Linked DNA regions of Homo sapiens: region 2 is linked to region 1. Evidence: chromatin loops called from intact Hi-C (ENCODE). Cell type or tissue: prostate gland. All regions are shown on one strand. Each heading gives the region's core, and the rest is flanking DNA. Links, peaks and the distances in the headings are about the cores only. Region 1 overlaps CPM (carboxypeptidase M). Region 2 has its middle 84 kb from the start of CPSF6.

The links. A loop is a pair of places that touch in the nucleus more often than their neighbours do. Peaks named below come from ENCODE experiments on the same cell type or tissue, not always from the same donor. Only the 100,000 strongest peaks of a DNase experiment are listed, where the experiment ranks them.
Region 2: it touches region 1 in a loop (4-fold over the local background); 26 of 110 quality-filtered maps call a loop at or near these places.

Annotation. Positions count from the first base shown.
Region 1 is chr12:68,858,360-68,870,117 of GRCh38, reverse strand. It overlaps CPM (carboxypeptidase M), which reads left to right. Exons shown (of 9, transcript NM_198320.5): 6 at 623-793; 7 at 3,070-3,222; 8 at 11,047-11,195. Among named protein-coding and RNA genes, the nearest start is that of MDM2, 56 kb to the right of the region's middle. In prostate gland, for the core only: a CTCF peak has its summit at 6,057 (motif pointing left); a DNase peak (open chromatin) is centred at 6,037.
Region 2 is chr12:69,149,702-69,161,459 of GRCh38, reverse strand. No RefSeq gene overlaps it. Among named protein-coding and RNA genes, the nearest start is that of CPSF6, 84 kb to the left of the region's middle. In prostate gland, for the core only: CTCF peaks have their summits at 4,241 (motif pointing right) and 6,655 (motif pointing left); DNase peaks (open chromatin) are centred at 4,229 and 6,669.

The sequences.
Region 1 (11,758 bases), core at 1,536-9,535:
ACTTCTCTGGCAGGGTGAAAAGAGCTTCATGTTCCCAACTCTAGCCATCCTTCCTGTGATTCTTCAACAGCAGATGGGCAGTGTGGCTGAACTGACAACCCACAGCTGGACATGCATCAGTGAATTAGTGAAATTTAGATTCTAGAAAATACAATCTAAATAGTCAGATTTTGATTCTCTGACAAGAGACAACATGGCTAAAATAACATAAAACTGGAACAACTCACTTTTTTTTTTGCTAATCATATATGAACAATAATTGTTGACTCTTCTTAAAACTCTGTGGGATGAGGACCCAAAATATTACAGTAGCTTTATTCACCCCTATAATACCTAAAGAAATTGTCCTTACCTCCAGAAATTAGCAAGAGTGACTGAGAGGACACTTAATTTTTAAGCTGATTTAGGAGTTTGGATTTGTATCTGACTTATTTGGGGGCTATCACCTTGCATATGTTTATTATAAAGTAGAAAGAAGAATAGAGGAGGTGGATGAAGGATTTCTCTCTAGGGAAATTAGAGCATGTGTGTGTGATGCGATTATGTCTTTGCTAATATGGTGTTTGTGTTTCCTCTTACTCTCAAGTCAGTTTAAAGGTCTTGGTTCATCTTTTAAATGCAGCAACTGGGGCATTATACTCCCGAAGCTTAACGCCTGATGATGATGTTTTTCAATATCTTGCACATACCTATGCTTCAAGAAATCCCAACATGAAGAAAGGAGACGAGTGTAAAAACAAAATGAACTTTCCTAATGGTGTTACAAATGGATACTCTTGGTATCCACTCCAAGGTGAGTTTCTCTTCATTTCTTCCATTCTCCTTATTGCCTTCACCCAGAAGTGCCAGCTGGTTTATTTTGATCCAGCAGTTGTTAAAAGAACTTTAGGCACAATAGGCCCTTCACTCTGTCCTTATCAGCTAATATCATAAGAGCAGTGGAGATGACTGATTGTTTGAGAGATGCTCAGACATGTTCCTCATTACCAAGGGCCTTCTTCATTCATTCAGGTACTTATTCTGTGTCTGCCTACTGTGAGCCAGGAACTGAAAGATGAACAAGACACACACCTCACCCTGGAGTTGAATAGGGGAGACAGACACGCAGATAAGTAATTGTGATAGCAGTGCAATTAGAATAAAAACAGATTTAGAGAAGGTGCAGTGTACCCCAAGGGTGCACAGAGCCAAAATACAATAGGGAGTAGTGAAGAGCTTGGAGAAATGTGATGCTTACATCCCATCTAACAGGGACAGCTGCTACTAGATCTAGCTAATTATTGTCATGCAGCCTTGGGGAGCCAATACTGCCAGATCTTGCAGTTTGTAAAGAGAAGCTGAATTTGTACATGAAGTATCATGATTTTAAAGCCATTTTGCGGGCTCAACAAAAGAGCTCTTCAGACAGGATACAGTGGGAGGAGGGCCCCCAGTTCTCCAATCTTGGAATAAGACAGCCGGGTAAGGGACAGGATGAGATTGTCATGTAGGCAACATGGAAGGAGAGATATTCTTATTAGAGGGAATAATATAAACAGAAACCCGGGGTAGGAGGGACCTAGGGTGGAAGGACAGGAGGAGAGACGGACTGGAACTGGATTTCCATGCCTCAGGGGAAAACATTCCCTTTTAGACTCGTTAGCCTGACCCCACCAACAGCAAGTTGCGGCATGCATTTCTGCGTGCAGGCCACTTCCAAAGGTGCCTTCCCTAATTGTCACTTTGGATGCACAGGCTTTCAGGTAATCTTTCACAAGCTGGTATTTTTATGCCTGGGTGGCTCTCTGTCAGTTTTCCTGGTAATATAAATAAGCATAGACCACAACTGATAGGCAACAGGTCCAGGCAGCATTCCAAACCTCTCTCTGGTGTCCAAGATACAGCCCCCTCTCCTACCTTAGGGCTTCTGCATCGTCCCTGCTCTCCACAATTTGTAGCTAAGAAAGGGCCCATCCTGTCCAGTGGCAGAGCTGTCCTTCATGTTCACTGTCTAACTTTCGAAGGCAAATCCAGATGTGTAGGAAATTAGCTAGAAACGGTTGCTGCTGGGAATTGTTCCCCAGTGTGCCTGTGTGTGAGCTGTGTATCCTTCTCAGACAAAAAACAGGTGAAGCCAGCTGCCTTGAGGAGCCCAGAAGAATGTGCCTGGCCTGGCCTGGATGTTTTGTTGGCCAGGCCTGACCCGCCTTATCCAGAACTGCCCCCTCCACGCTTGGCATTCTCAGTTCTGGCTATCTGCTAGGGATCCATAATGCCTGCCTGTTTTGCTATTTAAAACAAACCCTTTGAAAGTAAGGGACCAGAGGAGAGAACTGGAAAGTCAGCATGAGCAGTGGCAGCCTGGGCTCCACAGGGGGCCGGGCCGTTCACCTCTGAGAGGCAGTGCAGCACTCTTTCTTTGATCCCCAGGAGCACTCTGGCATATTGGGGAAGCCCACAGGTGCTGGCGGAAGGTGGCCTGCACTCCAGTGTCTGTCATTTACTGGCCAAAACCCCTGAGCACTTTTCTTTAACATCTGTGATCATGTTTCCTCATCTGTAAAGTAGGGGCAATTGCTGTGAGGATTAAATGAGCTGATACAAAGCACTTCATATGGTACCTGGCAATAGTGAATGTTGGCCCATGATTCCCCCAAATTAGCATGCTTAGCTTTGCTTAGTAAGTGTATTTATAAATGATTTGTAGAAATATTTTAAAGGAATCTTATTCTAGCTTATATCCATGTAAAATGTAATTTAAGAAAGAAATGAAATTCAAAGAATCATTTTTGTAATGTAGGATTTCAAAAAATAAAAACAAAAAAGGACCCTTCCTTCACCCGTCACTTAATTTTGATGCACAGTTGAACTTCAGTCAGCTCTGATCCAGTTACCCATATGGGAATATTTAGGATTGTCTAGTCACGCCTGGGTAATAGAATGTCAAGCCCTGATTTTACAAGCTAATATGTCAAATTCATTTTTTCCTGTTTACATGTAGCTGTCTGATTCATTTGTCCCCGAGGCACGTGATACTTGGCTCCACTCCAATTTTAGACCCTAACAAAAATTAAATATGCTTGTGTTTAGGTGGAATGCAAGATTACAACTACATCTGGGCCCAGTGTTTTGAAATTACGTTGGAGCTGTCATGCTGTAAATATCCTCGTGAGGAGAAGCTTCCATCCTTTTGGAATAATAACAAAGCCTCATTAATTGAATATATAAAGCAGGTGCACCTAGGTTTGTAAAATTTTCTTATTAATTCCCTATTAATACAAAATAGAGCATCTGGCAAGACCTCTGGGTTGACTAAACGCAAGCCTTTATTTATGCTTTGTAGTTATAGCCTCATTTCAGTGCCAGATCTGATGGTTAAGAATTCTCTCTGCATGAGTATCTGCAGTGTGTGAGAAATGCAGTGCCCACTCATTCATAGAAAAGGAAGCATGATGCATGTTCCTTTAATATGAGGGTATAAAAATCCAGAGTACCAGGTGGTCGTGGTGGCTCATGCCTGTAATCCCAGCACTTTGGGAGGCCGAGGCAGGTGTATCACCTGAGGTCAGGAGTTCGAGACCAGCCTGGCCAACAAGGCGAAACCTCATCTCTACTGAAAATACAAAAATTAGCCAGGCGTGGTGGCACACGCCTGTAGTCCCAGTTACTTGGGAGGCTGAGGCAGGAGAATCACTTGAACCCGGGAGGCAGAAGTTGCTCCCTCCGCCAAGGAGCCAAGATGGTGCCAATGTACTCCAGACTGGGTGACAGAGTAAGACTCCATCTCAAAAACAAACAAACAAACAAACAAACATCCAGAGTCCCCCTAATTTTACATGTTGAATGATCTAGAAATCTGGCAAAATATCAGGAAAATAGGCTGCTACTCTGTTACATCATCTCCCATTTAGAAAAATACTATGTTTGCTTGTCACTCACCACGCAGTACCAAGGACCCTGAGAACACTGGACATACCACTTTGCATTTTTTCCAGAATTGGGGTGGTGAGCTAGCACCATTACCTTCAACCCCTCTCACCTCCGAACTCTGCCAGATGTCCTGGTGCTAGAAATCTTGCCAGCCTGTTTGCTGAAGGCTGGCTGGCCCTTATCACAGATAGACAGACTAAATGTGGCAGAGAGTGATAGCTTTCAAACGTGCAGTGGACTCACCGGGAGCGCTTGCTAAAACAGATTGCCAGGCCCCAACCCGGAGTTTCTGTTTGGACCACCTTACCACGTGATGCTGATGCTGCTGGTCCAGCGGCTATACTTAGAAAGCCATTGCACTAGAGAAACACACTGCTAGAGATGATGATGGAATCTTGTACAGTTCAAGTTTATTAACCAGGTGGTGTCTCTTTGGGCAAGGTGTGGAAGGCTCTTCTATATTTACAGAGGTGAAGTTATCTTTCTCCATTCAGAATGGCTTGGGGAGAGAAACATATCAGGAATTGGCATAATAGCTATGATACCACATGGAGAGAGAGAGAGAGAGAGTGTGAGTGTGTGTGTGTGTGGGTGTGTGTGGGTGTTGAAAAGGTTTGCTGCATGGGCCTACTGCATAACTGCATAATTCCCGGAATTTTCTGCATGATTCACAGCAAAGCTTTCCTCCTGCTACAAAGAAGATGGAGAAGGATGAGGGAAGGTAGCACAGGGCCAGAGGGCTGAGTGCAAGGATGATTAGGACCCTTCCTCGGCACACATCCCTAAAAGGGATGCCCCTGCCCTCTTTCATACCTGTATCCCCAGCCTCCATGCCCTGACCTGAAGAGAAGTACACAAAGATTACTGGTAAACTCACAGGGCTATGTCTAACTGGCTGAGTCGTTCATGGACTAGGTTGACTCCCTGTGATAGGGGATGTTATGAAATATCGTTCTTTCTCACCAGCATCTTAATAAAGATTATAAACTTATTATTGGGACTTTCACCTTCTTCATTATGTCATCAAACGTTGTCTTGGGTTCTCTCTTGCTTAGTATTCTGGTAATTCTTTCTCCACTAGATTTTCCTCATGAGGCATGTCATGTATTAGTCTAACATTTCTATTATATTTCTACCTCTATTGATCCTTTAGTTTGTTAATCTATTACTATTATTATCATTATCATCATTTTAGAGACAGGGTCTCACTCTGTCACCCAGGCTGGAGTACAGTGGCACAGTCATTGCCCACTGTACCTTGAACTCCTGGGCTCAAGTGATCCTTCTGCCTCAGTGTCCCAAGTAAGTAGGACTACAGGTGCACAGCACCACATCCAGCTAATTTTTTAAACAATTTTATATAGAGACAGAATCTTGCTATGTTGTCCAGGTGAGTCCCAAACTCCTGGGCTCAAGCGATCCTTCTGCCTCAGCCTCCCAAAGTGCTGGGATCCCAGGTGTGAGCCACCGTGACTGGCTCTGCCTATCCTTTTCTGAAATTCATTCTTCACCAGTATCAACATGGGTATGGGCGTGCAAGTGAACATCAAATATGCTCTGTGTAACTGCACTACTATTTTCAGAACCTCAATCTAGCTGTAAAGATTATTTACCAAGCACTGAATTAAGGTGGGCTTTGAAGTATCATGTTGATGTAATATTGCCAGGGAAAGGGCAATATAAATTGCAGTATACCTATTATTATTTTTAATAATTTGGAAGGCTTACCAGTCCATTTGCACTAGGTTTTGTTTTTTTGTTTTTGAGACGGAGTCTCGCTCTGTCATCTAGGCTGGAGTGCAATGGTGTGATGATCTCGGCTCACTGTAACCTCCGCCTCCCAGGTTCATGTGATTCTCCCACTCAGCCTCCCAATTTGCTGGAATTACAGACACCCACCATCATGCCCGGCTAATTTTGTATTTTTGTAGAGACAGGGTTTCACCATATTGCCCAGGCTGGTCTTGAACTCCTGACCTCAGGTGATCCGCCGGCCTCGGCCTCCCAGAGTGCTGGGATTACAGGCATGAGCCACCATGCCCAGCCCATTTGCATTAGGTTTTATAAAGAATGTGTATCTGCCTGTCTCTATAATCAGATGCAAACAACTCACTCAAAAAATACATATATTGGCACATCAACCCTGCCCCCTTGTGGTTTAAGACAGATGCATAACATGGTTTAATAATGAAACCATATTTCAAAATACCAATACAGTGTGGTTATTACTACTTAATAGAAAGGTTCTCTCCCTACTAGTGCCCAATAAGAAACTAATGAATATTTTGTTTGTGAAGAATGGCAGCAAACACCCCTTTATTGGTATTGCTCTGGTTTAAAGACATTATTGATATTCGTCAAACTGCATTGCATTTACTGGTTCCATTTTACCAATTGCTAGGATGCTTCTGAGTTTCTGAGGTTTTGACCCATCTGGAAGTCTCTGAGCCACCTTGTCTGGGAAGGAAAGGCCTTCTGCTTTAGTGGAAGGGCCTTGCCAAGAGGGTAGAGGCTTAGGTAGAGCCCAAGCTGTTTTGTCATCTGGCGATGTTTGCAATCTTGAGCAAGCACTTGTCTGAATCTCAGTGTAGTCAACAGAAAGTTGAGAGTAATAGCATCAGCCTTGCCTCCCACCAGCCTGTTCTAAGGCTTCAGTGGTGTTATTCCTTCAATTAGAACTCACTGCAGACCTCAACTGAAACTCGGGCCCCTTGGTGCTGTGTTGTCCTGCTTAGAGGATGATTTACTAGGTTCAAGTTGAGATGAGGGTGTCGGCAGACATTAAAACCAAAGTAGCAAAGGAGGGCAAGTCTGAATTCTAGAGGCTTAAAATGTCTTGCTTGTCCCGGTCTCTGAGGAGAAGCAAAGATGAGCCAGACACGGTGTTACCTGCCTGCTGCGGCCCTGTCTTTCCCCTGGACTCCTCAAAGCAGATCTGAACCTAGAGAGCAAGGGAATGGCTCACAGCATCCAGAAACCTAAGCAACCTGGGCATAAAAGAATCTGGTATGTGCTGAGTTCCAGAAGCCTGTGAGCCACAGATGTGGATCTGTTATCACATCCAAAATAGGAGGCAACTGTGACCATGCGGTGGGGACATGGGCACAAACAAGCAGTCTCCTAAGTACTGTCCCAGCTCCGACTCTAAATTGTGGCCAACAGATGCAGAATTCTAGTGCTTGCCCAGCCAAGACTTTTCATTCATGAAGCTCTAATCCATTTCCAAGGGAAAAAGAGCTTTACATTTCTCCCATGTATCTCCCCATCTGGCCACAGAATTTATATCTCAGATTTTATGTCTTCTCATTTGTATTGTATCTGAGCATTTTTCAAATTTTCCTTTTTTTTTTTTTAATATAGTGTTGGCTCTCTCTGCGTCTCTTAGGGTCTACCAGTCTTTTTTTCAATGTTTCAACTTCAGCATATAGAAATAAATCACATTTTCTGGTAAAACAATTACTTCCCTCTTAAGTAAAAGGTTTGGTGGTATGTAGACAAAATATTGTAAAGACATATACAAGCTAAAGCACGCTTTTATTTGGCTGGTGGGAGGGGTTTTCCTTTGAATATAAATTCCATACATAAGCATGGTCTGTGTTTGCCCAGTAACAGTGATATTCGCATACCCCAGGCTTCCATAGCTGGAAGAACCATCTTTAGGTTTAGGTAAGAGTCATATGAAAGTGAGTCTTTGGGCCTGTAATCCCAGCACTTTGGGAGGCCAAGGTGGGCGGATCACTTGAGATCAGGAGTTCGAGACCAGCCTGGCCAACGTGGTGAAACCCATCTCTACTAAAAATACAAAAATTAGCCAGGTGTGGTGGTGGGCACCTGTAATCCCAGCTACTTGGGGTGCTGAGGCAGGAGAATCGCTTGAACCCGGGAGATGAAAGTTGCAGTGAGCCGAACTGGTGCCACTGCACTCCAGCCTGGGCAACAGAGGGAGACTTCAATTTAAAAAAAAAGAAAGTGAATCTTTGGGTTATTAGGGGATGACGAATGAGGGTCAAACTGGAATATGAAGATTTTCAGACATTTCTTCAAATGCAAATTGTTCTTCCTTTTTCTATCTTTGAGGGTAGGCAGACCGCAGGTTGACTGGAGCCTTGATTCAGCTGCAGCACACACTGATACGTAGGTGTTGTTCAAGTCCCTGAGGCCATCCAAAATCACTGTCATGTGACTGTCAAAAAAGTCAAATCTGTTCTATTAAAGTGTAACTGCTTCTAGCCAAGAAGAAATTTGCTGCCTTTTTTTAAAGGGTACCATGACTTTTTTTTTTTTTTTTTTTTTTTTTTGGTGTCTTCTGCCAACTACTCATTACTAGTACCCTGAATTCTATTTCATCATTATCTCCAATGTTAAAGAATGGTGTAATGTTAGCCGGGCGCGATGGCTCACGCCTGTAATCCCAGCACTTTGGGAGGCTGAGGCGGGCGGATCATTTGAGGTCAGGAGTTCAAGACCAGCCTGACCAACATGGAGAAACCCTGTCTCTACTAAAAATACAAAATAAGATGGGCGTGATGGTGCGTGCCTGTAATCCCAGCTACTTAGGAGGCTGAGGCAGGAGATTGCTTGAACCCGGGAGGCAGAGGTTGCAGTGAGCTGAGATCGCGCCATTGCAGCCTGGGCAACAACAGCAAAATTCCATCTCAAAAAAAAAAACAAAAAATTGTGTAATGTCAGTTTCAATGATAGCTCTGCTTCATTTTTTATGCACTTGATTTTCTTCGATTTGGTTGGTTTTGGGGAAGTCAACAAAAAATACAAAAGATGCCAACAGACACAACACCATCCAGCACAAGTTACCTTGCTGAAACGCATGGATTTTCTAAGTGGCATGAAGACTGTAAACTAGCTCAGAGCCCTGGAAAAGGAAATAATATGCATAGCTTCTTCCCTCACATATTCCTGCTTTGTGGAACAAAGTTGAATTAAGACTCCAGAAATTCATCTAATATATTCTCCCCCCGCCACACCACATAGTTTTTCTTAATCCAAATAAGAGGAAAGGAAAGAAAGCCAGGCCTGGTGGCTCACACCTATAATCCCTGCACTCCAGCACTTTGGGAGGCCAAGGTAGATCATGTGAGCTCAGGAGTTCAAGACTAGCCTGTGCAACATGGCGAAACCCCACCTCTACAAAAAAATACAAAAATTAGCCAGGTGTGGTGGTGTGTGCCTGTAGTCCCACCTACTTGGGAGGCTGAGGTGGGAGGACTGCTTGAGCATGGGAAGTCAAGGCTGCAGTAAGCCCTGATCACACCACTGCACTCCAGCCTGGGTGACAGAGCAAGACCCTGTCTAAAAAAAAAAAAAGAAGAAGAAAGGAAAGCAAGAATTAATGTTTGTTGATCCTCCTGTTCTGTGTTACTTACATTTAATCTTCACAACCATCCTGGGTGGTGGTATATTATCCCCATTTCATAGGTGATAAAATTGAGGCTTGGGAATGTTCAGTGACTTGAGAACTAGAATTCAAATCAAAACCTGACTAGGTTCTTTCTGTCACACCAAGCTATGATGATGGGTACACGCTATATTTATCACATATCAAAGGACCTCCTAAGGGGGGCACAGTGTAAATAGCTCTTCAAAATAATGCCATTGAAGCTGAGTGTGGTGCCTCACACCTGTAATCCCAGCACTTTGGGAAGCTTAGGCAGGTGGATTGCTTGAGCCCAGGAGTTCAAGACAAGCCTGGGCAACATGGTGAAACCCCATCTCTACAAAAAGTTAATTAATTAATTAAATAAAACAAAATAATGCCACTGAAACCCAAGGAATAAATGCGTAATCAGGTTACCAAATTATTACCAATTTATGATTGGGTACTACCTAAACATCAAAAGGATATGTATCAAGCAGTAGGAATAAATATAAATGGAACTGTGTTTAAAAAAGAGAGGGCAAAGAGGAACACACGAAGTGAAAATAGAAGTTTACACAGTTGTATAGAGAAAGGGAGAAGGAAATGTGGCATTTTCCTCCTCAGGAGACAAAAAATGAAGAGTCAGGAACTAAATAGGACAGAAAGTATAATAAAAGGCAACCTAGGTCAGATAGAAGTTTGTTGAAGTTCAAGATAAACATTGTTTTGCTAAATGCCAAAATTTTTATTTTTCACTTTAACCGTTTCTGGGGGAAACTGTTACGTGTGCCTCGTATTTTTCTGCCCTAATAAATAATTATTGAGCATAACTGTTTGGGGAGAGTTCAAGATCATCTTACTATTGTAGCTCTTCATTCTCATTTATGTTATTGGGGACTTAGGCAGCTTCACCTTAAGGTAATATGATTTGACGCTGGAGTAAACAAACTAGATGTGACACGTAGGATCTAAAATAAGAAAGGTCTTAAAATATAAATGGCTTTTTAAAAATTGTACTCCTGAAATTTTGAGAGGGGCTGTCGAGACTATCATGGGTTGACGGCTAGGCTGGGCCACTTCGTTGGCTGTGTGAGTTTGAGGAGGTTATTTTAATAAGCCAGAGCCTTAGTTTTTTTCATCTGTAAAATCATGATAATAATTGATGACACAGAGCTGATATGAGAATTTAATGAGAAAATGCTCATTTGGTAGTTAGTACAGAGCCTGGAATATACTAAGTGCTCAATAAATATTGGCTGCTGTTACTGGCCAATCGATTCCATGCTTCCAAGAAGCCTTGTGATTATAATTTTGCTTCCCATGTAGTTGCACTACAAGACAAAACTATTGAGTCCCTCGCACACGTAAATATTTTGTTGTAACTAATACATTGACACCGTTTTTATTTAGGATTTTATGGAATCCACCAATGGTTGTAGTACAGTTTGGTGACTGAGTAAATAACTTGGAAGTGACAGGAATGGATCTTAGGTTGTCATCTGTGTTCTCTCACTGTGATAATACGTACTAATATAAATGGGCTATTCAACAACGAACAAATTTAAGCTATAAATCAGATTAGTAATTTTGACTGTATTTTAAGTTACATCAAAAATAAGTTTTTTCCCTCTCTAACACTTAATATTAACTCACAACATTGAGTTAGCTAATAAATATTGCATATATTGTTCTTAAATATTTATAATAATTTTTATATGCCATAAAATATGGTATTAATATTTAATTTTATTTTTGTCTTGCAGGTGTAAAGGGTCAAGTTTTTGATCAGAATGGAAATCCATTACCCAATGTAATTGTGGAAGTCCAAGACAGAAAACATATCTGCCCCTATAGAACCAACAAATATGGAGAGTATTATCTCCTTCTCTTGCCTGGGTCTTATATAATAAATGTAAGTATGCAATGCTAGTTATTGTTATTAAAATATTATAGAACTCATAATACTTATTCACCCAGAAGGAATCCAAAATAAGTCTAGGAAGTTCAAAAGTAGATCCATCGAGACAGAAAGAAAGGATAGTGTCAGACTTGCAATTGGCAGGAGGTGGAAGAGGTGGAAATTATATGAAAAAAAAAAAAACCACAAAAATTCATATTTTTTCCCTGATGGCAATTTTTAAAAAATGGAAGCCAAATCCTATCTCTTGTGATATCTTTTATGATTAAAATGTAACCCGATTAATAATAAAGAATAAGCAATGTAGCAAAGGTAGTTTATAGTTTCCCAGGATACGACACAACACCCATTCCACGGCATACACTTTCTACTATAAAAAATGAATTGGATAAAGTTCCTTAGAATTCATTTTATAAGTGAAATCTGATCCACAAATTTTAACACTATATTCAGCAAATGATAAACATATTTTGCAGCCCTTTTTTCATCGATGCAAGTAAAATTTCAGTCTTTAATTCCATAAAATATATATTTCTGAGTCATTTTATCCGAAGACA
Region 2 (11,758 bases), core at 1,824-9,823, 290 kb before region 1:
CAGACTCAAAAAGCATGACGGGCTGAGCCACACAGACATTTGGGGAAGAACATTTCGATAGCGGGAACGCCTGTGCAAAGGCCCTGAGGCACAGGCATGCTTGTCATATTCCAGGAGCAATAAGAGAACTGGAGTGGGGTGCATGAAGGAGAAGATAGTAAAAGGTAAGATCGCTCTGATAACCAAGGGCAAGGTCACAGAGGGCCTTGTAGGCTACTGAAAGTATTTTGGCCTTTATTTGAGAGAAGTAGGCAGTCACTAAGAGATTCTGAGCAGAGGATTGACACAATCAGCTAAGAGGCAATAGCAATAACTCAGGGGAGAAACTACAGTGACCAGAAGGTTAGTGATGAAATTGGTCTGATTCTGGGTATATTCTGAAAGTGGTTACAGTAGTATTTCCTGATGGATTATGTGTGGAGCGCCACAGGAAGAGGGGAGTCAAAGGTGACCACAACATTTTGGGCCTAAGCAACTGAAATGATGAGATTGCCATCATTTAAGATGGGGAAGACTGTAGATAGAGTGGGTTTGGTGGTAGAGGTGGTGTGGGATGGAAGCGCAGACTGAAGTTTGAATTATTTATTAGACATACAAGTAGAGAAAGAGAAGACGTTGGATATACAAGCCCTGAGTTTAGGGCAGAGGTCTGGGCTGGAGATATAAAGTTGGCAGTTGTAGGACAAATAGATGGTATATTTCAAGCTACAAGGCTAGGCAAGATGACCAAGGGACTGAGAAGAGGCCAGGCTGAGCTCTGGGGCACTGTAACATTAAGATGTTGAGAAGAAAAGATGGGACCAGCCAAAAAGATCAAGGAGGAACCAGAGAGATAAAAGCAAAACCAAGAGAGTGTGAGGTCCTAGAAACCAACTGAATGAAGGAAGCATTCCAGGAGGAATGATCAAAGGGGGCCAAAGGCTGTTACAAGGTAACTTGCCCATTGATTTAAGCCACGTGGGGTCATTGGTTCTCTTGACTCATCAGAGTGACTGCATCACGGTTCAACTTTCCTCTCTGCCCACTCCTATTTCTTCATTCCCCTATTCTGTTGATTCTGAGGGCAAACCCTAATAAATCCCCCTGCACACACATCTCCCTCTCTTAGTCAGTATCCAGGAACCCATCTAAGGTATTATGCTTGATTTTTTTTTTTTTTTGAGACAGAGTTTTGCTTTTGTTGCCCAGGCTGGAGTGCAATGGTGCCAACTTGGCTCACTGCAATCTCCGCCTCCCAGATTCAAACGATTCTCCTGCCTCAGCCTCCCAAGTAGCTGGAATTACAGGCATGTGCCACCACGCCCGGCTAATTTTGTTTTTTGTTTTTTGTTTTGTATTTTTAGTAGAGACAGGGTTTCTCCATGTTGGTCAGGCTGGTCTCAAACTCCTGACCTCAGGTGATCAGCCTGCCTTGGCCACGCAAAGTGCTGGAATTACAGGTGTGAGCCACCACGTCTGGACTTTTTTTTTTTTTTTTGATATGAAGTCTTGCTCTGTCACCCAGGCTGGAGTATAGTGGCGTGATCTCAGCTCACTGCAACCTTTGTCTCCCGGGTTCAGGCAATTCTCCTGCCTCAGCCTCCTGAGTAGCTGGGATTACAGGCACTCACCACCACTCCTGGCTAATTTTTGTATTTTTAGTAGAGATGGGATTTTACCATGTTGGCCAGGCTGGTCTCAAACTTCTGACCTTGTGATCCACCTGCCTCGGCCTCCAAAAGTGGTGGGATTACAGGTGTGAGCCACTGCGCCCAGCCTATGCTTGATATTTTGCATGTAACTTATATTTTAATTTTCATAGCAACCTCACGATGCTGACATTATTAACTACTTTAGAGTAGAGGATACAGAAAAAGGGCAAAGCTGGATAACTTTCCAAAGGTTACAGAGCTAAGAAAGTGGCAGAGGCAAGATTTGACTCAATCTGCTTGATGCCACAGCTATGCTTTTCTCAAGGCAATACCCGAACCTAGTGGCGGATTTAATTGTTCCAGTGCCAGCCAGAGCCTGGGGCAATCTGGTGGAAACCAGGGGACTGGGATGCCAGGAGAATGTTAAGAATTGCTGAGCTGGGCCAGGTGTGATGGCTCACGCCTGTAATCCTAACACTTTGGGAGACTGAGGTGGGTGGATCATCTGAGGTTAGGAGTTCGAGACCAGCCTGACCAACATGGTGAAACCCTGTCTCTACCAAAATACAAAAATTAGCCAGGCGTGGTGACAGGTGCCTGTAATCCCAGCTACTCAGGAGGCTGAGGCAGGAGAATTGCTTGAACCCAGGAGGCGGAGGTTGCAGTGAGCCAAGGTCACACCATTGCACTCTAGCCTGGGCAACAAGAGCGAAACTCCATCTCAAAACAAACAAAAAAACCCAAAACAAAAAACAACAATAACAACAAAAGAATTGCTGAGCTGGCCCAGGTGAGGTGGCTCACATTTGTAATCCCAGAACTTTGGGAGGCTGAGGCAGGATTGCTTGAGCCCAAGAGTTCAAGACCAGTCTGGGCAACATGGCAAGACCCCATCGCTACAGGAAAAAAAAAAATGCTGAATTGTAAGGGAGAAATGAAAGCAATAGTGAGGGAAAGTGGAAGGCTGGAGACATTGACTCCTCCACCAAAGTGGGGAAGCCAAGACAGAGACTCAGGGCGGGTGGGGTGGGGGGCGGGGGGGGAGGGCGGCGGGGTGGGGGCGGCGGGAAATGTCAGAAATAAGGGAGGGAAGGAAGATTGAGTTGAGGGAGCTAACAAAAGAGTCTTAATCTACAACCCAGAATTATTACTGTATGAGTCGTGGAGTATGTTACTTGGATAGACACACCTTTCAAGGAGCTAAATTAAGTGTAACATTGGCAGCATCTTATAATGTTTGTATTTTTGTCACTTAACAAAATCTTCTCTTGTGTTTAGATTTTTCACCAATTCAGAGATACCCACATAAAATTTAAAAGAGGGTTAACTTATTTATTCTTTAAATGGTAATTCTGTATTTCAAAAATATTTCCTTATCATCTGAAAAATCATTCTGTGACTGGGAGGTGTAGGTTTCCAAGTACATTTATATTTTTATTTCTTCTTGCCTTCCTGCTCGTTCATCCTTCCATTAAGCTTTTAAGAAACACTTATTAGATTACAATGTGGGCAAACAAAAATCAATAAAACACAATTCCTGTTGAGGCATTAACAGTCTGGTGAGAGAAGTAGACATTTAAACAACAGAAACAAAGACAGAAAGGTCTATACAGCAAGCTGTAAGAGCCGAGTGGAAGGAGCCACTAACTCTGTGGGAATGAGAGTCATAGAGGGCTCAAGAGAAATGTCCCCAAGATTAGAAATAAGGTTACACTGACAGCAAAACCAGTAGGAGTTAATTCACAGTGGATAAGACCAGACATCAGGAAAAAATATCCAATATGTTGTCTATAAATATGTGTAACTGCGGGCGAGGTGCAGTGGTTTACGCCTGTAATTTCAGCACTTTGGGAGGCCAAGGCGGGCAGATCACCTGAGGTCAGGAGTTCCAGATCAGCCTGACCAACAAGGCGAAACCCCGTCACTACTAAAAATACAAAACTTAGCTGGCCCCAGTGGCTCACGCCTGTAATCCCAGCACTTTGGGAGGCCAGGGCAGGCGATCACTTGAGGTCAGGAGTTCAAGACCAGCTGGCCAACATGGTGAAACCCCCATCTCTACTAAAAATACAAAAAATTAGCCAGGCATGGTGGCAGGCGCCTATAATCCCAGCTACTCGGGAGACTGAGGCAGGAGAATCGCTTGAACCTAGGAGGCAGAGGTTGCAGTGAGCTGAGATGGAGCCACTGCACTCCAGCCTGGGCGACTGAGTGAGACTCCGTCTCAAAACAAAACAAAACAAAACAAACAAAGAAAAAAAGAATAAATAAATAAATAAATGAAGTTTAACTGCTGAAGCCCTTCAATGGCTCTCTAGTTCCTGGGAAGAAGTTCAAACTTCTTGCCATGACCTTCCATTATTCTTGCTTACTTTTCCAATTTTGTCTCACATTCCCGGTGACTGATAAGCACGTCAGAGTTTGAGAATCACATGGGGTAATAAATGAGAGACCTTAGTAGAGAGCCTGGCCCTTCTACCAGTTCCAGTCTTTTGGCTTCAGACAATTTTCTACCTCGGCTTTGTGATGCTGAGGCTCGGACTCCGGAAGCCGCGTTTCTGCTCAGCCTGCTGGCTCGCTGCTAGGCTCTGCCTCCAGGGGGCACTCGAGGGAGGCTGCAAGGCTGGAGGAGGGAAGGGACTTCCTCCTCCCCGTAGGCTTCTGTTTCAGAGAGCATCAGACCACAAAGCTGTTTCTGCCTGCAACCTGCAGGTCCTTTTTCTGGTAGCCATGGAATCCAGTTTTTCCAACATCTGCAGAACCAGCTTTCTGGTGCCCGCCTTAGAGACCCCAGCACCAGCCAAGCAGGCTGAGACCCCAGAAGGGGTCTGAGGGGTTAAATGTCACCTCTTCTACTTTTCTAAGTTTTAATAATTTCAGTCCCTTCTCTTCCTTCCCCTAGCCCTAGGGGTGGTAGCTGCTTCCTACCCTTGTTTCTTTTGTGATACCTACCTTAGGGCAGTGATTCCTGACCAGTGGCAAGTTTGCTTCCCAGGGGACGTTTGGCAAAAGCTGGAGTTGTTTTTTTTTTTTTTTTTTTTTTTTTTTGAGATGTAGTTTCGCTCTGTCGCCCAGGCTGGAGTGCAGTGATGTGATCTAGGCTCACTGCAGTCTCTGCCTCCCAGGTTCAAGCGATTCCCTGGGCTTCAGCCTCCCGAGTGGCTCAGATTACAGGCGCTCGCCACCATGCCCAGTGAATTTTTGTATTTTTAGTAGAGACAGGGTTTCATCACGTTAACCATGCTGGTCTTGAACTCCTGATCTCAGGTGATCCTCCCACCTCGGCCTCCCAAAAAGCTGGGATTACAGGCGGGAACAACCGCGCCTGGCCAGGAGAGATTTTTGGTTGTCACAATTTGGTGGAGGTGAGGGGTATACTACTGGCACCTACTGGGTGGAGGCCAGGGATACTGCTAAACATCCTACATTGCACAGGACAGCACCCACAACAGTTATTCAGCTCAAGACACCAATAGTGTCAAGGTTGAGAAACCCTGTTTTAGAGTCTTTTTTACAGTTTCTGTTAAACATTTTATACACAGTTAAATTTTACACAGTTAACAAGTCTTTATATTAGATTTTCTCTGATCAAATAACTGTTGTGATTTTGACTAAACGCTGATTGATTCAGCAGTTTTTTGTTTTCGTTTTTTGAGACAGGGCCTTGCTATGTCACACAAGCTGGAGTGCAGAGGCGTCACCACTGCCCACTGCAGCCTTGATCTCCCAAGCCCAAGCCCAAGCCCAAGCCATCCTCCCGCCTCAGCCTCTGGAGTAGCTGGGACTACAGGCACAAGGCACCACAGCCAGCTAATTTTTTTTGATTTTCAGGTGAAACTAGGTCTCACTGTGTTGCCCAGGCTGGTCTTGAACTTTGGGGCTCAAGCGATCCTCCTGCCTTGGCCTCCCAAAGTGCTGGGATTATAGGCGTGAGCCACCATGCCCAGCCTGACTCAGCTTTCAGGCTGAAGACATCTATGGTTGAAACTAAAAAATATGATGAACTTTAAATGAGTTAAATCTTCATGTATCATGATAGTAATTAAATAGTGTTTCAAATGTCTACAACTGATGAATCAAGAGGTAGTGGTGAGACTTTTGGGGTGGGTCCTGGAAGGAATGGAACAAAGGATTATTGCCTTTTGTTGTAAGCTATTTTGCAAAATCCATGCTCATGTATTATTTTGATTAAAATATTTTAAGAAAAAATCGTGCTATATATGTACTAATCTATAAATACTACACAACTGAAGCCTCAAGCTGGTGGTTGACAGATATGTTTTGTTTGGCCTTCATTGTATTTTTTTGAGGGGGGTGCTAATATTGCAAAAATATAACATTTTACATAAAAGTCCTTTTTTTTTCTTACAAAGAGATTTGGCAATAAAGAACTCTTATTTGCATATGGCAACAAGCGGCTATGCTTGAGTGTCAGCCCACTTTAGACAAGGTATGTGCTTTCCATTTTGTCACAGTCCCCACCACTCCCTGCTATATTCCTCAGTATTCTTGCCCAGGGCTTGCTTTCTTCATTTAGGCTACTGGCTTGCCCTTCTAGGCACTGGAGTTTGCAATGAAGTGGAATTTTCCACTTCAAGTGGAAAAGTGCATAGTGACTAAAAACGAGAGTTGTACAAATAGGAAAAACCAAAAATGTGCCAAGAGACTCACAAAGTGATAACCTGATGGGCTTCCCATGGTCCAGGGTCTGACCTTGCAGGTGACAGTATGTGATTTTATTCAGTTGATTGTAGTTAGGGATGTTGACTTACACTATTGAAGTTCCACAGAGATTGAAATTTAAGTAAGAATGACAGTTTATTAATTTACAAAGGAAATGTAAAAACAAAAGAGACTAGATACTTGAGCCTCCTTGCCAGTAGATTCTCTCCTTCATGATAACTTCCAATTTTTGCTCATTTTATAAGATAATAAGGAAAAAAGGCAATAAAATATGTAAATAATTTCAGTAATCGGTAAAAAAGGGCATTGATAAACTATTGGATGGCAGGCAGCGCCACCTTGTGGTAGCTTCAAGTGTCCCCTGGAAACCTGAGGGAAGGAAGGTCACATGCAGCCTATGAAATGGTGGCTTGAGTTGTCTTTGTGATATGTCAAAGTGTAGTTTGTGTAACGCACGCGGGAAAATCGAGGACTACTTCTACTTTTTGTTTTGTGTCAACATTTTTTTTTTTAGCTCTGTTAATGCCCTCACTCAGGTCAAGTCTTGCTGGCCTCAAAACCATTTTTTCTCTCTGAGACGACTGCATATCTCTGAGCAGTTAATGTAATATGTTTGTATCTCAGAAAGGAAATGTATTTCCAAGTGCTTGGGGGACAATTTACCAACTCTCCTGTGTACAGCCCACGTGGCTTCCTACTATGCTGAGTCCAGGAAGTGGGTGCTAGGCCAGCACTCCTGTGTTGCTGTTGGAGGCCATACCCTGCCAACTCCCCTTCTTCCTGGGTCTCTTGAATAATTCTTGTGGTTTTGTGCTGCCATCTCTCACCTTCAAGGGCTACCTGAGGCCTGCTTCTCTCTGAGGGACATTTCCATCTCTTGTCTCCTTTGCTTCATTTTGGGCAGTTGAATTCCCTGTATCATCCGCATCGTGATTTTTCAAAAGATGCCCAGCTACCTGTGCTGCTGCCTCCAATTTCTTTTCTGCCAGTGGCTCCTTAACGTAGCCAAGAAAGCATGTGTCCCTGCTATTTCACCAAATTTACTTTTATCAAGATCACCAGTGACCCCCATGTTGCTAAATCAAATGGTCAATTTTTATCTCCAATTTGACCTATCAGCAGCATTTGACGCAGTTACCACTCCTCTTCCTTGAGACTTTACACTTGACTTTCAGGATACCACAATGTCTTCATTTTCCTTTTATCTTACTGGAGGTTTCTTATTGGCCTCCTTTGGTTCTTCCTCTTATCCCCAATCTCTTAAAGTTGGAGTGTTTCAGAGATTGGACCTTGGTCTTCTCTTTTGACCACATGTCCTTGGTGATCTCATTCAGTACTGTGCCTTTAATAGCATTAACAATTTGCTTGGCCTAGAGCGGTGGCTCACGCCTGTAATCCCAGCACTTTGGGAGGCCGAGGGGGCAGATCACCTGACGTTGGGAGTTCGAGATCAGCCTGACTAACATGGAGAAACCCCATCTCTACTAAAAATACAAAATTAGCCAGGCATGGTGGCACATGCCTGTAATCCCAGCTACTCAGGAGACTGAAGCTGTGCATGTCTATGTGCTCTGCACTTGAGGTGTCCGTTTCTGTTCAGATCTGGTGTGGCAGGTCTCAAACTGGACTGAAACTCTTTGCTGCATTTGGCCTTTGATCATCTGCCCTAAGAAGGGAGCCCACCTCTGACCTGCTCCTAGTGTCCCTGCTGTCTCCTTTCCAGGCTCCCGCTCCCGACTTTTCCAGGCATGTGGTGGGGCCAGTGTCTCAAGGAAGGCCCCAAACCCTTGCTGGGGCAAACTCCGTCCTACTCCAGAAACAAAAATCAATTGGCCTTCACGCCAGTCGGACACAATATTCCTGTTTAGATGCAGACTCACCTCACACAGCGTGGTGCTGCCATGAATTTTCCTATCACAGTAAAACAGGACGCCTGCTCAGTGAGGAGGGTGAGTGCACTGTTCTTCATGAGTCACAAGGAGAAATGCACTTAATCATTCTCTCTCTCTCTCTTTTTTTTTTTTTTTTGAGACAGAGTCTCACTCTGTAGCTCAGGCTGGAATGCAGAGGTGCAATCTCTCTCACTGCAACCTCTGCCTCCTGGGTTCAAGGGATTCTCCCACTTCAGGCTCCTGAGTAGCTGGGATTACAGGTGCGCACCGCCAGTCCTGGCTAATTTTTGTATTTTTAGTAGAGACAGAGTTTCGCCATATTGTCCAGGCTGGTCTAGAACTCCTGGGCTCAAGTGATCTGCCCACCTCAGCCTCCCAAAGTGCTGGGATTACAGGCTTGAGCCACCACGCCCAGCTCAATCATTCTTTAGTTTGAGAATTTTGCTCCATTATTATATAAATAATGAACATGATTAATGAAGAATATGGAACATTTTGGGCATTGTAGAGGAATGTTAGGAAAAATTATACCGAGAGTTTTGACTCATTTAAATTCTACGTTAATTTAACACTTCTACCCACAGGTTTCTGCACACTTGTGCATGCTCTAATTATTTTCCATAAATGTATTCTGTAGTGTGGGACAGTCTCTGACAGAGTTTCTCCTATATTTGTCTCCTCTGGCTTGTATGTCGACACTTCCCACTTCAATTCTATGCCCCAGCAATTGATGTCATTTAAATAAGTGCCATTTAGTATCTCAAATATTCCATGTTTTTTCTCACTTCTGATACTTCTTATTATGCCTGAAATAGTGCCGTCACTCCTTTCCACCTCTAACCGTTAGTTGGGTAATTTCTACCAATCATCCACATTTCCATCCAGTGGTGTGGAAAGATTTTTAAACCTCATGTCCGGAGCAGGGGGCGGACTTTATGTGCTCTCATAGCCAGAGCTTCCCAGAGTGTGTCCACCAATGACTGCATTAAAACATCACTGGAAACCCAACTGCTTACATAACTGGATATGAAAATCTGCTCCAGGTCTACCAAAGCAAATAACACTCTTTTTTTGGAGATAACGGTGTCATTCTGTCACCCAGGCTGGAGGGCAGTGGCACCATCATAGCTCACTGCAACTTCAAACTCCTGGGCTTAAATAATCCTCCCACCTCAGCCTCCCAAGTAGCTGGGAACACAGGCACACACCACCATGCCCAGCTAATGTTTATGACTTGATTTGTAAAATTTTAAATTTTAAATAGAGATAAATTCTCCCTGTGTTGCCCAGGCTGGTCTTGAACTCTTGGCCTCAAGTGATCCTCCTCACTTGGCCTCCCAAAGTGCTTGGGATTATAGTGGTGAGCCACTGTGTCCAGCCTTGTAGTGTTTTATTTTTTAAGTGTTGTAATGGATGTACCAGTGTTTAATATATCAGTCTTTAAAAAAATAGTTTAAACATCTGTTTTTCCTCACCCCTCACTGAGTACATTGAAAATAGTACAAGTTAAAGCACATGTCTTGTTCTCATCATGTCCATGGCATTCTATACTTCCCCTCCCTTGGCGTTGACCACAATGGGCTATATCTTAATTGCTTGTGTTCTTGTCTGTTTCTCCCAGTGGACTGTGAACTCTTAAGGGCAGGGACTGTTTATTCTTCACTGTTGTATCCCTAGCCTCAAGCCTGATGCTAACACAGAATTTGTGTTCAATAAAAATTTATTGAATGGGCGGGTGGATGGAGGAATATAGGGTAGCCTGATGTCCTCAAAGCAGCCAGCTAACCAGTGCCTACATTCCAACCCGTAAGTTTCCACCACTGACTTACCCTCTTCAACCCGTTTCCTCTTAAAAAAAAAAAAAGTCTCAACGGGCTATTTAAGTGATATGTCCCACAGGGAACACACTCAAATGGCAAAGTCTCACCCGCAGCTGTAATTCCCTAAGTAAACAGCTCTCCTGGGAGGTTCGTAGTCTCAGGTAACTCTGCTGAGTGACTTTGGAGAGCAAGGTAGAAATATTCCCATTTATTCATTATCTACCATGTGCCTAGAACTATCCCAGGCACTTTTATATGTAATACTCTCATTTAATTCTCACAACAATCCTCTAAGGTAGGTATTACTCTCCCCATTTATGCAGATGAGAGAGACTCAGAGAAAGGATAGACCTTGATCAAGCTGCATGCAGAGGAGGAGGCCAGGCTCGGGTCTGTCCAACCCCACAGCCCAGGAACGTTCCTTCTACCATGTGTTCCATGCCAGTGCACAATGCTGTTAGAGATGTAGAATGTTTTGACCTGAAAGGACTCTCACAGGTTGTCCCATGCAATCTACTTCTTGTGATTGAAATAATTTTCCTTAAAAAAAGAAAAGAACTTTGGACTATGTCTCTTGCCAAATAGAATTCTGCAAATTGTGATTTTGCCAAGAGAAACAAAGAACATTCAATTATCCTTAAAGTCTGTCATTGATTGAGTAACTCTTAAAATTAGCCAGGAACATTTTTGGATGTACTGGATAAGTGGGGCATGCCCTGCCATTTTACGTACCTGCAACATGAATTCTGGCTTGGTTTCCTATGGCACAGGGATTACTTTCGTTCATCTCCAAGTGTGGCTCACCAGCCTGCTTTACCACCATGTCTGCTGCCAGGTCAACTCATTTACTTATTAATTGACATTTATTGCACACTTGTTATTTGCCAAGGCCAGGGCTGGGGATTTAATGTGAATTATCTCAGTTAATCCTAACCGTGACTCTATGAAGAAAGTAATATAATTAATTTTATTTTGTCTTTGGGAAAAAAGTAACTTGCTCACAGAGACCATAATTGGTGGACCTGGATTGGGATTCCAGATCAGTGTGAATCCAGAATGAGTGTCTTCACCATGACTTTATGAACCTGCCCCACAGGCAACATTGCAGTCACATGCTGTGACACAGACGCATTGCACACTGGGCAGTTCAAATTATTAGCATTTCCTGGCAGTTTGAATTGCAAGTGACAGGTTGACTTATTGTTGTTGTTTCAGTAAAAGAGCTATACTTTTGTTGCTGTTGTTGAGACAGAGTTTTGCTCTGTCAGCCAGGCTGGAGTGCAGTGGTGTGATCTCAGCTCACTGCAGCCTCAACCTCCTGGGATCAAACAATCCTCCCACCTCAGCCTCCCTAGTAGCTAGGACTACAGGTGTGTACCATCACACCCAGTTAATTTTTTTTTATGTTTTGTAGAGACAAGGTCTCACTATATTGCCTAGGCTGGTCTTGAACTCCTGAGCTCAAGCAATCATCCTGCCTTGGCCTCCCAAAGTGCTGGGATCACAGGTGTGAGCCACTGGGCCCAGTTAGAGTTACACTTTCTGGAACTATCAGGCACTGTTCCAGAATCACAAATCCCTTTCATAAGTAGAAGGGATTTCCTTTGTCTGGATTTTGAAAGAGAATTTCCTTAGAAAGACCTGCTTTGTTGAGAAAATGCAGACAATTATTACTGTTTTCAGCAAGGGGCCTCGGAAAAAGTGAACGCAAATCCTTTAAAGTTAGTGGCTG